2 separate regions of the Homo sapiens genome follow, and region 1 is linked to region 2. Evidence: read pairs that join two places in POLR2A ChIA-PET (ENCODE). Cell type or tissue: OCI-LY7. All regions are shown on one strand. Links, peaks and the distances in the headings refer to the core of each region. The heading gives the core; the rest is flanking DNA.

Region 1 (8,525 bases), core at 240-8,239, 130 kb after region 2:
CTAATAACACACCAAGACTTTCTAGACCAGTGTCATTCAGTGGACCTGTCTGCAATGATGGAGATGTTCTACATCTACACCATCCATTTCAGAGCCACTGGCCAGATGTGACCATTGAGGATTTGAAAGGTAGCCAGCATGAGTAGAGAACTGAATCTTGTTTAATCTTAATTTATTTAAGTTTAAATTTAATTAGCTACATATGGCCAGTGGCTACCATATTAGATAGAAGGTTCTAGAAGGTTGGAAAGCAGGTAGAAAGGAGATGTGGCCAGTAGCTACCATATTGGATAGAAGGCTCTAGAAGTTTGGAAAGTAGTTGGAAAGATGTGGCCAGTAGCTACCATATTGGATAGAAGTTTCTAGAAGGCAGGAAAGTAAATAGAAAGGAGGTGTGGCCAGTAGCTACCATACTGGATAAAAGTTCTAGAAGTTTGGAAAGTAGATCGAAAGGAGATGTGGCCAGTAGCTTCCATATTGGATAGAAGGTTCTAGAAGGTTGGAAAGTAGCTAGAAAGGCAATGTGGCCAGTAGCTACCATATTGGATAGAAGGTTCTAGAAAGTTGGAAAGTAGATAGACAGGAGATGTGGCCAGTAGCTACCATATTGGATAGAAGGTTGTAGAAGTTTGGAAAGTAGATAGGAGATTTGGAGTCACTTAATGCTACACCTGTGAGTGCCACCTGAGGTCATCTTGGGTGATTTTTGCACATCTCATGCTTTAGTAAATACTCTTTTAGCTTCTGATTTGTGCAGGTGGGGAATGGGGGTCAGATGGGAACAGAGGCTTTCTAGGGGTATGTCCAGCAGGCTGACAGACTCAGCCAGTAAGCAGACAATGAGCTTGGATAGATTCAGACAGTTTATTACTTATACAGACAGTAAAGGCAAGGTGCAGCCTCCTGTGTCCCTTGTCCTACTGGACGACACCAAAACAAAGGGGGCTGAATGACAGGCATTAGGAATGGTAGGAACCCCGTGGCTGAAGAGCTGCTTCCATGCTTCAACGATAGCTTGCTGCTGTCGCCTGTGGGGAGGCGAGGTGGAAAGCCCCACATCTCAGAGTGGCCAGAGAGGCAGATGAGGGGCTGCCTCGTGGCAGCCTCCCACAAGAGAGGGAGGAAAATGAGAGATGGCCATGCGGTCGCTCCTTGCAAGACTGCCCGTCTCCCACACCCTGGCAGGATCACGGGGAATTCCACCAAGGTGAGATCAGTCTGTGATCAGCTTTGCCTCCTTGGCCTCTGTGGACACGGACGGAGGAGCAAGGTTGTCAGGGCACCTGTGTGAAGCAGTTTCCCTACCTATGGGACACACAGCAAGTGAGGTCTAGAGCTGGGTTCCTCAACTCTGGCGCTACTGATGTTTCGGGCTGGATCATCCTTTGCAGGGAAGGCTGGCCTGTGCATTATGGGATGTTTAGTGGTATCCCTGGCCTCTACCCGATAGATGGCCTTCGCAGTCCCTCCCCTAGTCGTGACAACCAAAAATGTCTCCAGCCATCGTCAAGTGTTTCCTGGGGGCACAGTCACCCCTGAATGGTTGTGACTGTGACCGTTCTAGACCCAATTGCTGGTCTAGAATGCAGGGTGAGGGGGACGCTTACCTCCTGCACACTCTACCCTCTGTCTGCAGGTGGGTGGGCTTTGAGCATGCTGGCTTCCAAGGGCAGCAGTACATTCTGGAACGAGGCGAATATCCAAGCTGGGATGCCTGGGGCGGCAACACGGCCTACCCCGCCGAGAGGCTCACCTCCTTCCGGCCTGCGGCCTGTGCTGTAAGTTCTACCACTGCTGCATCCCGGGGAGGCCCAAGCCCCTCATGTGGGCACTTCGGAATCAAAGGTTCCAGAGTTGAAATTCTCATGTCGCCACTTCAAGCTGTGTGACAAGGGCTGTTCAGTCTCTTTCCTCTCCAAGCCTCGGTTTCTTCATCTTGAAATGGGGCAATAGTACCAATGTTCTTGGGAAGAAGAACGTATAACATCTGACCAGAGCCTGCCTTAAACTCTCTGCTCACAGCAACCCTGGTTGTGATAGGAGCCCCTGCCAGTTTTGTGCCCTTTTTTTTTTGTGATTCAGGGACCCTGAGAGAATCTGGGTACCAGGGATGGTAGGGCCAAGTGGAGAGGAAAGGTTTCATTTCTTGCTCCTAATTCAGCATCAGTGCTCCTGATCTTACATTTTACTGCTGTTTTTGGAGTGTGGGTGGAGGTGGGCATTATTATTCCCATCTCACCAATGAAAACATTGAGGCTCAGAAAGGTGTATTTTAGGCTGGGCATGGTGGCTCACACCTGTAATCCCAGCACTTTGGGAGGCCAAGGCGGGTAGATCACTTGAGGCCAGGAGTTCAAGATCAGCTTGGCCAACATGGTGAAACCCTGTCTCTACTGAAAATACAAAAAAATTAGTTGAGTGTGGTGGCACATGCCTGTAGTCCCAGCTACTCAGGAGGCTGAGGCAGGAGAATCACTTGAACCCGGGAGACAGAGGTTGCAGTGAGCCAAGATCGCACCACTGCATTCCAGCCTGGGCGCCAGAGCAAGACTCTGTCTCAAAACAAAACAAAACAAAAAAACAAAAACAAACAAACAAACACAAAAACAACAAAGTGTGTTTTATTTTTCAATTCTTATTGATTTAAAATGACATAAGTCACCATATTTACCATCCAAAATTCTGAAGGAAAATCCTGCTATGGTCAGGGTTGAGTATCCCTTACCTGAAATGCTTGGGACCAGAAGTGTTTTGGATTTTGAATATTTTCCCCAGATTTTGCAATATTTGTAATACTTACAGTTGAGCAGCCTGAATCCAAAAATCCAAAATCTGAAATACTGCAGTGAGCATTCTTTGAGTGTCATGTCGTCACTCAAAAAGTTTTAGATTTTGGAGCATTTTGGATTTCGGATTTTTAGGTTAGGGATGTTCAACCTATACATTTGTGTCTCTATGTATATACACATCCAAATCAACATCTACATCTATATCTGTATAATCTATATATCTTATCTATATTGCACACATAATTTTGTCATAAAATTGGAATCATAATGAATCTAAGGCTTGGAAACTAGCTTTTCTCACTGAGCAAATGTGTCGCAATCATCAGTCCAGGTGATTAAATCTCACTTCCATCGTTTTTCATAGCTCCCTAGTATTCTGTTTTGTGAATAAGTCCATTTGTTCATTTATTCTGCAAACAGTCTAGATATTGTGCTAATATAGGGACCCGTGGCGGGCTGCAACAGAAACAATCCCTCATTCCCAGCAGTTTGCAACTCCTGATTTCATTTAGTCCTCAAAAGAACCCTGAAAAATGGGTAGGGTTAGTTTCATTTTATAGATACAGGAACAGAGGCTCAGAAATCCTGTCTAACCTCAGTCAGTTGGTAAGTGGCAGCTGCCTCCTAGCAGGAAGGATTTGAGATGATATCTCTACACCTCCTTTCTTTCCTTCTTTTTTCTTTTCTTTTCTTTTCCTTTCCCCTCCCTCCCTCCCTCCCTCCCTCCTTTCTTTCTTTCTTTCTTTCTTTCTTTCTTTCTTTCTTTCTTTCTTTCTTTCTTTCTTTCTTTCTTTTTCTTTCTTTCTTTCTTTCCTTCTTTCTTTTTCTTTCTTTCTTTCTTTCTCTTTCTTTCCTTTTCTTTCTTTCTTTCTTTCTTTCTTTCTTTCTTTCTCTTTCTTTCCTTTTCTTTCTTTCTTTCCTTCTTTCATTCTCTGTCTTTCTTTTTCTTTCTTTTTCTCTTTCTTTCTTTCTCTTTCTCTCTCTCTCCTTCCTTCCTTCCTTCTCTCTCTCTCTTTCTTTCTTTCTTTCTTTTGATGGAGTTTTTGCTTTTGTTGTCCAGGCTGGAGTGCAATGCCACAATCTCGGCTCACTGCAACCTCTGCCTCCCAGGTTCAAGCGATTCTCCTGCCTCAGTCTCCCAAGTAGCTGAGATTACAGGCATGTGCCACCACGCTTGGCTAATTTTTTGTATTTAGTAGAGACAGGGTTTCACCATGTTCGTCGGGCTGGTCTTGAACTCCTGACCTCAGGTGATCCACCCTCCTCGGCCTCCCAAAATGCTGGGATTATAGGCGTGAGCCACCGCGCCGGGCCTCTACACCCTTTTTCTTAACCACAGTGTAATGCCTCAGCTTACCACTGGATCCCCAATTTTGGACATAAAAGTTGACTCCTTTTTTTGTTTGTTTGTTTTTGAAAAAACTGTTATGATGAACATTCTTGCAGCCTATTTATTCCATGATTATTTTCTTTGTGGAAATTTCTGGAAGGGCAAATGGCAAGGTTTCTGGTACCTGTTGCCTTATTGCCCTTCCAAAAGGTTTGCAAGGAAGGCTGATTTGGGAGACAAGGGCAGGGAGTGTGGAGGCCAGGAGAGGCTCCTGGGTTTCCAACTGGGAGCCTGCTGGTCTGACTGTGTTCCCTGTTCCTGTAGAACCACCGTGACTCGAGGCTGACAATCTTCGAGCAAGAGAACTTCCTGGGCAAGAAAGGAGAGCTGAGCGATGACTATCCTTCCCTCCAGGCCATGGGATGGGAAGGCAATGAAGTAGGGTCCTTCCACGTCCACTCTGGGGCGTAAGTGTATTCAAGGCTCTACCTGGCAGGGGAGGGGCTACTGGGAGGGGTAGGTGTACCTCCTGTGAAAACTGTGTGCTGGGGACTTTTGTGCTCTGATGCCCACATTCCAGAGGAGAACACTGAGGCACAGGGAGGTATCAGGCAGAATTTGAGGGACTGAAACCCAGATCAAACTGGTTTGAGCCCAGAAGATATTTATCAGCCCCTGTAATTAGCTTCAAGCATAGCTGGATCCAGGTACTACAGCAGGTATCTCTCTCCCCCCACAACCCCCAACCTGTTGCCCTGCCTGCCTCTGTGTGACTATATTCTTAGACAAGCTCTTCCTGTGTGAAGGCAAAGGTGGCGGCTTCATCGTTACATCCAGCCCTAGGGAAAGACAGTGTCCAGGCTCAGTGATTCTATTAAAGGTTCCAAGAAAGGTGCTCATTGGTCCAGCTGGGTCCTGTGCTCAACTCTGAACCAATCATCATGCCCATAGGAATGGGGTGTTCTGATTGGCTAGGTTTGGTCATGTGGTCCATTGCTAGATTCAGCCTCATTTTCTCACCTTGGCTGAGAGTGAGAGGCCACAGGCTCTTTGGCTAGAAGAGGGGAGAATGAATGCCCCTAGCCATAAAACACAGGTGTGGCTCCAGCAACCTGCTCAAAGTCCATCAGCAGGTAGGTAACAATCCAGCTTCAAACTCAGCACTGACTGGCCCTTTCCTTTCCACCCAGGAGGTGGCAGGTGAAGGCTAAGGTGTGAGATTCTTATTTAGGGAGGACATCAGAACCACTTTCTGAGGTGCCCCTTGGCTCCTGGTAGGCAGGGGGCAAAGATGGGAGGTAGGGTTTTTCATCTTTTTTTTTTTTCTTTTTTTGGCTTTAGTTTTCTCAGGAACCACCAAAGAATCATGTTGTTTTAGAGTAAGAGGGACCCCTTGTGATTCTTGAGTTCACTTCCTCTTTTACAGAAAGGGAAATGGAGGCTTGGAAAACCAGACACCAATCCTTGTCCTGAACAGAGTAGAAATCAATGAGTTGGGCCAGACACGGTGGCTCACGCCTGTAATCCCAGCCCTTTGGGAGGCTGAGGTGGGCGGATCACCTGAGGTCAGGAGTTCGAGACCAGCCTGGCCAACATGGTGAAAGCCCGTCTCTACTAAAAATACAAAAAATTAGCTGGGTGTCGTGGCTATGCCTCTAGTCCCAGCCACTCGGATGAGGCAGAATTACTTGAACCCAGGAGGCAGAGGTTGCAGTGAGCCGAGGTCATGCCACGGCACTCCAGTCTGGGCAACAGAGTGAGACTCTGTCTCAAAAAAAAAAAAAAAAAAAAAATCAATGAATTGAAATGATAGCTTTTTTTCTTGGAAGTGCCTCTGGATAAGGAAGGAGGGAGAAAGGGGAAAGAACAAGACTTCCCATTCCTTCACTTGTTCACTTATTCAGCAAATATTTAGGAACCCCTTCTTCCTTGCTAGACTTTTATATATTTATGCAGGTGGTGATAACGATGAACAAAACATACACGTTCCTACACTCAGGAGCTTGCCTGCTGGCAGGGGAGGCTGATATTTTACAAATAATTTGAAAACTATCGAATTACATGAGTGCTACAAAGGTATAATAAGGGACTGTGGCCTGATTTGGGGAACGAGTCAGATTGCCCTCATAATTAAGATGAGCCATGAAGGACAAATACAACTTGTCTAGGAAAAGAAAGGCTGGGATGGTGCTTCTGGCAAAGGGAATGGCATGATCAAAGGCCCTGTGGTAGGGGAGAGAGCATGGCACATTGTGAGCACTGAAGAAAGGCCAGGATGGCTGGAATTGTGTGCGTGTGCATAGATCCCTTTGCCCCTGTGTTGATCACCATGCTGGTGTCTCTGTAGAGTAACTGTCTGCCTTTTCTCTTTTCCAGCTGGGTTTGCTCCCAGTTTCCGGGCTACCGAGGATTTCAGTATGTGCTGGAATGCGATCACCATTCCGGTGACTACAAACATTTCCGGGAGTGGGGCTCTCATGCCCCGACCTTCCAGGTGCAGAGCATCCGCAGGATCCAGCAGTGAACAGGGGTGCGGCACGGAGGAGCGCATGCGTGCTTATCTGCAATGGAGGCGCTCTGGAGGCTGTGGTGTGTTCTCTCCTTCTGCCTCCCCCTGTAACCTGTGTGAACCCAGCACCCATGTGAACTGGTCCGTGCACAGTCAGCACAAAAAACTCAAACGAATAAAAAAGAGAAAGTCTGGTATTAGTTGTGCTTTTCAATTTTATTAATCTTTTCAAAGAACCGGTTTTTAGCCTTGTTTTCTCTATCATTATTCCACTGATTTTTACTCTTAACTTCAGTATTTCCTTTCTTCTATTTACTTCAGGCCTACTTTGTTCTTAGTTTTTCTAGCTTTTTTTTAAGGCAGACTTCTGGGTCATTAATTTTAGGCCTCTCTTTCCCCCACCCAGTACGGTCATTTAGCTATAAATTTCCCTCCAAGTATGGCTTTAGCTGCTTCCCACAAATATTAATTTGATGTGTTTTCATTGTCATTCAGTTTGATATTTTCTAGTTTCACTTGTGGTTTTTTTTTTTTCTTTTGACCTATGGGCTATTTAAAGGGATGTTATTTAAATTCCAAATACTTTAGGATTTTCTAGGTGTTTATTGTTATTGGTGTGTTTTTAAAGACCAATGTGGTCGGAGAACATATTCCTTAAGATTTAAGTCTTCTGCAATGAATTAAGACTTATTTTATGGCCCAGCACATGGTTTTTGTATTTTAATTTTATTTTTTGTTTGTTTGTTTGTTTTGTTTTTAATGAGTCAAGGTTTCACTCGTCACCCAGGCTGGAGTGCAGTGGTGCAATCTTGTCTCACTGCAGCCTCGACCTCCCAGGTTCAAGCAATTCTGCCTTAGCCCCACAAGCAGCTGAGATTACAGGTGTGTGCCACCACACCTGGTAATTTTTGTATTTGGTAGTGACAGCGTTCGCCATGTTGCCCAAGCTTGTCTTGAACTCCTGAGCTCAGGACATCTGCCTGCCTCAGCCTACCAAAGTGCCAGGATTACAGGCCTGAGCCACTGCTCCTGGCCACATGGTCTATCTTTGAAAGGCTTGGTAGTACACTTGAAAACTATTTATATTCTGCAGTTATTGGGTACAGTGTTCTGTAAATGTCAGATCAAATTTGTTAACAGTGTTGATGCGATTTTTCTATACCCTTGCTGATTTTTTTTTTTTTTTTTGAGACAGGATCTCATTCTGTCACCCAGGCAGGAGTATAATGGCACAATCATAGTTCACCGCAGCTTGTTTTTAAAAAATCAATTTTAGTGAATTACATAGAAAGAATCATTGATTATTTGGATTTATCTGTTTCTTACCTTAGTTTTGTCTATTTTTGCTTCCTGATTTTTTTTTTCCTTCAGGAATTGTGATGCTCTGTTGTTAGGTGTACATATATTTATGATTGCTATGTCTTCTTGATAAATTGTTCCTAGCTTGTGGTTTTCAAAGCCACGCATGGAGAGTCAGTTCTCTCCCCTAGCAAAACTTCTTTTCACGCGCGTCCGTGTGAAGAGACCACCAAACAGGCTTTGTGTGAGCAATATGGCTGTTTATTTCACCTGGGTGCAGGCGGGCTGAGTCCAAAAAGAGAGTCAGCGAAGGGAGATAGGGGTGGGGCCATTTTATAGGATTTGGGAAGGTAATGGAAAATTACAGTCAAAGGGGGTTGTTCTCTGGTGGGCAGGGGTGGATCTCACAAAGTACTTTCTCAAGGGTGGGGAGAATTACAAAGAACCTTCTTAAGGGTGGGGGAGACTACAAAGTACCTTCTTAAGGGTGGGGGAGATTACAAAGTACATTGATCAGTTAGGGTGGGGCAGGAACAAATCACAATGGTGGAATGTCATCAGTTAAGGCTGTTTTTACTTCTTTTGTGGATCTTCAGTT
Region 2 (8,102 bases), core at 103-8,102:
GAGGTCAAGAGATCGAGACCATCCTGGCCAACATGGTGAAACCCTGTCTCTACTAAAAATACAAAAATTAGCTGGGCATGGTGGCGAGCGCCTGTAGTCCCAGCTACTCGAGAGGCTGAGGCAGGAGAATCGCTTGAACCCGGGAGGCAGAGGTTGCAGTGAGCCGAGATCGTGCCACTGCACTCCAGCCTGGCGACAAAGCAAGACTTCATCTCAAAAAAAAAAAAAAAAAAAAGTCATATACGAGAAAGATACTTGCTCACACAAATTTACAGCAGCACAATTCGCAGTTGCAAATATGTGGAACCAACCCAAATGCCCACCAATCAACAAGTGGATAAAGAAACTGTGGTATAAATATAATGGAATATGACTCAGCCATAAAAAGGAATGAAATAATGGCATTCGCAGCAAGTTGGTTGGAATTGGAGACTATTATTCTAAGTGAAGTAACTCAAGAATGGAAAACCAAACATCTTATGTTCTCACTTATAAGTGGAAGCTAAGTTATGAGGATGCAAAGGCATAAGAATGACACAATGGACTTTGGGGACTCGGGGAAAGGATGGGAAGGGGGTGAGGGATAAAAGACTACAAATTGAACCAGGCACGGTGGCTCACGCCTGGAATCCCAGCATTTTTTTGGAGGCCAAGGCGGGTGGATCACGAGGTCAGGAGATTGAGATCATTCTGGCCAACATGGTGAAACCCTGTCTCTACTAAAAATACAAAAATTAGCTGGGCGTGGTGGCGTGTGCCTGTGATCCCAGCTACTTGGGAGGCTGAGGCAGGAGAATCGCTTGAACCAGGCAGTTGGCGGTTGCAGTGAGCTGCGATCACGCCACTGCACTCCAGCCTGGTGACAGAGTGAGACTCCATCTCAAAAAAAAAAAAAAAAAAAAGACTACAAATTGGATTCAATGTATACTTCTCAGGAGATGGGTACACCAAAATCTCACAAATCACCACTAAAGAACTTACTCATGTAACCAAATACTACCTGTTCCCCAAACCCTATGGAAATAAAACATTTCAAAAAAATTAAAAAAAAAAAATTCATAGCCAAATGAATTTAAATTCCTAAAGCACTGTCAGCATGAGCAGAGAATTAATCAAGGCCAGCACTGCTGCCTTCCCCCACCTTCAGCAATCCTTCCCAACCCCCCAGGAGAAAGGAGCTGGGGTACAGAGCCCTGCTCTGTGGTGTACCTGTGAAAGGCATCTGCTGAGAGGTCCTGTCCGCCATGGGACAAGAGCTGGTCATTCTCTAGGAGGCTTTTCCACTTAGAGATGATCTCGGTGCCATAAGTGCAGTCCTGAGGAGAAAGGTGAGCAGTTGAGGGGCAGCGGGCTCTCCAGCCCTCCCTGCCCATTGAACCAACTCATCAAGCAAGGGTAAGCCCAACCGAGAGGCAGGGATAGGTTGATTTTCCCAGCAACTCACTTTGAGGGGATCCCACTCCTTGAAGTACTCCTTCATGAGTGGATAGACGATGGCCACAGCAAGGTCCACACGGTCGGACATCCTGTACTCCTCATAGTACTTGTCCTGCAGGGTTTCGAAGATGCGGGCACACTCGTCCAGGGTGAGGGGGTTGCTGCAGTCGGGCTGCATCCGCCGCTCGCACTCCTCCACCATCTCCAGGACCTTGCTGAGGTTCGAGATGACCCGCTCCTCGTGGTCCAGGACCTCGGTCATCTTCTCCAGCTCGTGGAAGAGGTTGACCACCATGTCCCGCTCATACTGTAGCTGCCGGTCATTCTGGATGATCTCCTGCTCCGTGAGGTCGATGAGCAGCTGCAGGTTGTGCTCCAGCTCGGGCAGCGCGAAGCCGGGGGCCTTGGCCTCTTTGCCAGACTGTGGCAGCTGTTGGGACTGTAGCGGCAGCCCATCATCGGGAACGTTGTGCTTGTGGCTGATCTGACTGTAGCTGTAGTAGACCTTCTGCTCCCGGCCTGTCATGTCTATGACCTTGGAAAACATAGAGGGATGAAGGTTAACACCGCTGCAGCCCTGTTAAACACACAGCTAAGCCCAGGGGAAGGCCCCATGACAGGGGAAGTGTGTAGAAACCACATTATTCAACAGAGCTGGAGAAGGGCAGTGTTGTAAAGTGGGAACCATACTGTCCTAGCCTAAAGGAGACTCCAGGGACAAAATCAGATGCAGCAAGCAGTTCTAGGTTGGATCACTGTGAACAAGCCAGATGGAGAAGACTTTTTAGGGAAACATGAAATTTAAATAGGGACTGAGTATTAGTAGATGTGAAAATTTATTTTAATGGAAAGGTAGAAGCTGTACTGATCAAAGAAGGTAACATACAATCAGAATATCACATTTTGATTTAAAAAATGCACATAAGCATAGAAAAAGATCTAGGATGTATAACAAGATGTTAACATTTGGTAATCTTGGAAGGATGGAAAATATTTTCTACATTTTTGCCTATTTCCTAATTTTCTAAAATGTACTACACACTGCTGTGTAATAACAAAGTTTTTTTAAATTTAATTTATTTATTTATTTTGAGACAGAATCTCGCTCTGTTGCCCAGGCTGGAATGCAGTGGCACGATCTCAGCTCACTGCAAGCTCCGCCTCCTGGGTTTAAGCCATTCTCCTGCCTCAGCCTCCCAAGTAGCTGGGACTACAGGCGCCCGTCACTACACTTGGCTAATTTTTTGTATTTTTAGTAGGGATGGGGTTTCACTGTGTTAGCCAGGAAGGTCTCAATCTCCTGACCTTGTGATCCGCCTGCCTCAGCCTCCCAAAATGCTGGGATTACAGGCATGAGCCACTGCGCCCAGCCTTTTAATTTTAAAACAAAATAAAATATACAAAAGGCTAACTGAACAAAGGCAACCTAGACAATGAGCTAATTCCAATATTTTAGGAAAACAGGAAATGTGAATACGGACTACACTTCTGAAACAGAATGATTCATCACCACTTTTTAAGTAAGAGTGTGATCCATGAACCACCAGCTTTAGACTCACTGGAGGAAAAAAAAAAAAAGAGTCCTGAGGTTCAGTCTAGACTCAATTCCTGGGAGGCACCTAGACACTCTTATTTCTTATCAGGTCGTCCAGATAACAGCACGTTTGAGAACCCCACTAAAGGCTTTCTTTGAGGTCTATGACACACTACATATCCTACAGCAAATGACAACAGGCAACTGTCACCACTGTTCTTTGACTACTTGGAAAAGTAACGGAAAACTTTTTTTTTTTTTTTTTTTTTTTGAGACGGAGTCTCGCTCTGTCCCCCAGGCTGGAGTGCAGTGGCACGATTTCCGCTCACTGCAAGCTCCGCCTCCTGAGTAAATGCCATTCTCCTGCCTCAGCCTCCCGAGTAGCTGGGACTACAGGCGCCCACCATCACATCCGGCTAATTTTTTGTATTTTTAGTAGAGACGGGGTTTCACCATGTTACAGGACGGTCTCGATCTCCTGACCTTGTGATCTGCCCGCCTAGGCCTCCCAAAGTGCTGGGATTACAGGCGTGAGCCACCATCCCCAGCCAAGTAATGGAAAACTTAATACACTACATGGACGTAACAGTGGCTGAAAATTTAATCTATCTTAAAAAAAGAAAATACTCAATGCTGGCTAAGGAGCCCTGGGGACTCTCTCCTGCCCTCCTGGTCAGAGAGAGTTAATACAACCTTCTGAGTATTTAAATGCCTTAAGTACTTTTGTATTCAACATGGTGATTGCACATGTACATGTCTATCCTTAAAAAATGTCTGAAACAAAGACAAAGTTTTATATACAAACTAACCAGCCAAAAACCCAAACTAAACCAGATAAAAGCTAAATGTCTAACAACGGAGGTAGGATCAAATAATACAGCACAGCCACTCTCTGGAATTACGTGCTCATTATAAACACTTTGCACTGAGTTTTTAATAACAAGAATGTTATTAAATTCACTGATGTAAGCTCCAGAAACACAGGAACATCATTTGGTTTACCAGTGTAGTGCCGTGAAGAGTGCCTAGCAGAGAAGGAACTTGGTAACTATTACTAAATATGGGAGTGTAATGAATAGGAACATGATATTAATACTATGTGAGCATGTTCCTATTCATTACACTCCTATAAATAAGTGAGAAAAGCAAGGTACCAAAAAAAAAAAAAAAAAAAAAAGCCTAGCTAAAAGATCCAAAAAACCCTCGAACATGTTCAGTGATTATTTCTGGGGTGTGGATCCTGTACCAGGTGTCCAAGGGCCCCTGTACCTTGACTTGAGAAAGTTCCTTCTGGGGAGCAGTGAGCTTCTTGCTAATCCTGCCCTTGGCCTTCAACTCTTCCACGGTCTTGTAAGAGTATTTGGGCTTCTTCTTGCTTCCACTTGGGTCTTTCCTCCACTGGCTCAGCTCCTTCTGAAACTCCTGAACCAGAAGAATACAGTCAGATGCAGCAAGGAACAACCACTTTTTACCACAGGTGAGGTAGCTGAGACCATTAGCAGATGTCACCATTCACTGTCTTAGATTTATTTACAAGCTCTATATGAAGGAAGGAAAGGATGCACCTGCAAGACACCAAAACTATCTAATGATACTCCTTGACCCCATTCGCCCTCTTACAAATAATGAGGTTCAGAAGGCAGGTACACCAGATGGGAGGGAGAAACAAAAATAAAGATAAACGAAACAACATTTATTGAGCATCTACTATGGGCAGGCACTATACTACTTTTAAATGTACCTCATGTAAAACTTAGAAATGCAATGTAAAGGATTTTTTAAGCACACAAAACCTTGTTTCTAACTTTAAAATGAAGATAAATAAGCAGGCCCTAACTCTCAAAGCAAAGGTGTCTCTTACAATCAGGGTCTGCAAAACCTTTCTAGAGGAGGAGCTAAGGCAAGCTTGTCCAACCCGCAGCCCAGGACGGCTCTGAATACGGCCTGTTTACGAACACAAATTTGTAAACTTTCTTAGTGTGACGGTAGTAAAGTCCAGCCCACAGAAGTTGGTTTTGGGGTTGTCACTATGTTTTTCTCATACTGGTTAAGACTTGTCATTTTTTCTCTAAAAGTATCTAGACATCTGGCTACTTTGGGAAAATCAGAGGATCAGGCAATACTGAGCCCACATCCTCATAAGCAACAATCACCTAGAGCTGAATAAAGATTTACCTTCTAGACAGACTACAGCCTCACCTCTGTGCCACAGTCCCCACCACTCTTTATTGTCTAGCACCTGGCTCATCTTACTTGCTTCTGTGGTGTGCCTGGCACCTGTAGGCTTCTGAGAACACCTGACTCACAGTGGTCAATCCCACATTTATCAAATAACTCTTTCATGAAAAGGTCAGTGACATGAAGAGTAACATGTCTCTTTGCAGCATCCTGCTTTCCCCCATAAATTCAAACAGGAAAAGAGTAATACTTCAATCAAGAGAGCTGGCCCTTTCTATCACTGGGGAAAAGGGACACACAGCTGCCAGCAGATGGCTCCCTGCTGCACTTGGGATGAAACCTGAGCACCTAAAAATGGCTGTCATGGCTGTCTTGTGGACCACCCACCCCTCTGAATGCACTTCCTTCCCCTCTGCTTTGTGTACCGCCCTCCCACCGCAAGGGCTTCCTTTATGGTTTCTTAACCACCAAGCTCAGAGCCTCTCAGTGTCCTCTGGCTTGTCAGCTCACCCTTCTGCCAAGTCTCAACTGAAATGTTTCCTTTCCCAAAAGGTTTCCCTGACCAGCCTATTTATAAAAGTAGGTCAACACCACCTCCCAACCCCCAGCCTTATTTTCTGTCTAGGCAGCTCCTGGCACCTTCTGCCATTTCAACTGCCACTTCCACACCACAGCTGCTTGTTTACTCTCTGTCCACCCTAGCCCTCTCATCATGGTGCACCTAGCCTTCAGCCCAGTACCTGGCATACGGTACATGTACAATAAACATCTGAGGACTAACAGAATGAAGGGATAAATGAACAGCCATTAGAAATGGACAGGACACCATCCACCCATGTCTCCTGACTTCCAGTTACCTCTTCAGCTTCTTCCTCTGAGTCAACCACAGGGAAGTCTTGCATGGACTGAGTGGTGCGCTCGGATCCATAAGCCCCCACAGCACCTTTTCCCTTTCTCTGCTTGGCTTCAATTGGGTTAATGATACCTGAGGAATTTCAGCAAAAAAAAAAGAGAGTCTTACGATCACAGCAATTCATGTATGTGAATCAGCCACTCAGTGAAATGACAGTTTCTTGCTCCTTCCACAAAATAACATGCTACTCAGGAAGGAGAGCTATTCTCTGCCCTCAGAACACTACTCTTGTCCCTTGTGATTTGAAACTTATGAGCATTTATGCTACCACAGAACAGTCTGCTGACTAGTTTATTTATATCCCAAATAGATTTCCATTTCCACTTGGATTGTTTAGTGGACAGGAAGAAAACAGAACACTACATTTATAACTGAGAACTCCAGCACACTAAATTCTATGCTTCACTTCTTTGGGAGCCTCTATTAGGGAAAATGCAATAATTCCAATACTATACTGATTCTGACTGAAGTGAAGCTGCAATTTAATATAAGACTCCTCACATATTTTACTTAGGAGTTCCTATCTCCTGTGTTTAACTTTTTTATAACAAGTTTAAGCCCTGGAAATAAACGTTGTTTTTCTCATAAAAGAGTTTACGAATAGGACCACAACATTTCAATGAAGACGTTCCCCTGACTCCAAATTTTCCATCCCTGCCCCCCTTCCATTTAGTTCCACTGAAGTCTTAAATAAGAGCTATCCCTGGGCCAGATGTGGTGGCTATGCTTGTAATCCTAGCACTTTGGGAGGCCAAGGTCTTGAACCAGCCTGGGCAACATAGTAAGACCCCATCTACAAAAAAAGAAAAAATTAGCCAGGCACAGCAGAGTGTGCCTGTGGTCCCAGCTACTTGGCAGGGTTGAGCCCAGGAGGTTGAGGCTGCAGTGAGCTATGATCATGCCATGCCATTGCACTCTACCCTAGGTAACAGAGTGAGACTTTGTATCAAAAAAAAGCAAAAAAACTGTCCCCTCATTCTCATTCAGTGTATCTTTACTCAAGTTCATGTATTTTTCATGTACCTAATGTTTTCAACACATAACCTGGATTTCACTTTAATAATTATTTAGAGGCCAGGCGCAGTGGCTCACACCTATAATCCCAGCACTTTGGGAGGCCGAGGAGGATGGATCACTTGAGGTCAGGAGTTCGAGACCAGCCTGGCCAACACAGTAAAACCCTGTCTCTACCAAAAATACAAAAATTAGCTGGGCGTGGTGGCGGGTGCCTGTAATCCCTGCTACTCGGGAGGCTGAGGCAGGAGAATCACTTGAACCCAGGAGGTGGAAGTTGCAGATGAGTTGAGATCGTGCCACTGCACTCCAGTCTGGGTGACAAGAGTGAAATTCTGTCTCAAAAAATAATAATGTTATTATTATTATTTAGAGACTGGAATTTGAATATGTAGGATACATTTGATTATATCTACTTGGCAATCATGCATAGGAAATAGCTCAAGAAGAGGGGGAAATGTTCCTGTAGGAAGAATCCAACTGTTTGGTTTGAGAGGCTTTGGTCTCAAGAAGGTAAGAGTGTGACAGGGGCTGTGTCTCAATGGGGCTGGCCATGAGAAGACAGGAGGAGACTGGGCTACTAGAGGAAGATGGAAGTAACCAATGCAGGATTTGCTCAGCCAGTTTTATAGCCATATGGCTCTAGCTATTACAAAAACTATGCACGATGTTTTACTGATATTCCTGAAGGACAAATAGGGTTATTTCCACAAAATTAAAACCCTTGTGAGTAGGGATGGCAAACTCAAATGACTCTGGGACCAAGAAAAGTTCCTGTGGGTTGGGGTGGAAGACAACAGGGGGTAATGGAGACTGCCTCCAAGAGAAGGCCATGTCCATCGTCCCAGGAGCAGTTCTCACTTGCCTCAACTAACTACTGCCAGGCAAAATCTAGAATTTTAGGTGAAATTGTCTGTTTTTTAAATATTAGCAACTAATTCATTTTTGTTTTTATTTATTCTATTTATTTATTTATTTATTTATTTATTTATTTATTTATTCAGGGATGGAGTCTCGCTCTGTTGC

Evidence for each region. Peaks named below come from ENCODE experiments on the same cell type or tissue, not always from the same donor. Only the 100,000 strongest peaks of a DNase experiment are listed, where the experiment ranks them.
Region 1: POLR2A ChIA-PET joins it to region 2 with 6 read pairs; 6 of 35 experiments call an interaction of 5 or more read pairs at or near these places.

Annotation. Positions count from the first base shown.
Region 1 is chr22:26,623,845-26,632,369 of GRCh38, forward strand. CRYBA4 (crystallin beta A4) reads left to right here. Exons shown (of 6, transcript NM_001886.3): 4 at 1,637-1,778; 5 at 4,444-4,586; 6 at 6,496-6,825. The coding sequence ends at 6,643. Among named protein-coding and RNA genes, the nearest start is that of CRYBA4, 6.1 kb to the left of the region's middle. In OCI-LY7, for the core only: no CTCF peak of the experiment used is centred there; a DNase peak (open chromatin) is centred at 5,085.
Region 2 is chr22:26,497,660-26,505,761 of GRCh38, forward strand. TFIP11 (tuftelin interacting protein 11) reads right to left here. Exons shown (of 15, transcript NM_012143.4): 7 at 6,007-6,134; 8 at 4,241-4,393; 9 at 1,445-1,972; 10 at 1,210-1,316. Among named protein-coding and RNA genes, the nearest start is that of TFIP11, 11 kb to the right of the region's middle. RefSeq lists a silencer at 5,380-5,449. In OCI-LY7, for the core only: CTCF peaks have their summits at 3,608 and 5,444 (motif pointing right); a DNase peak (open chromatin) is centred at 5,512; H3K27ac peaks cover 2,110 bases.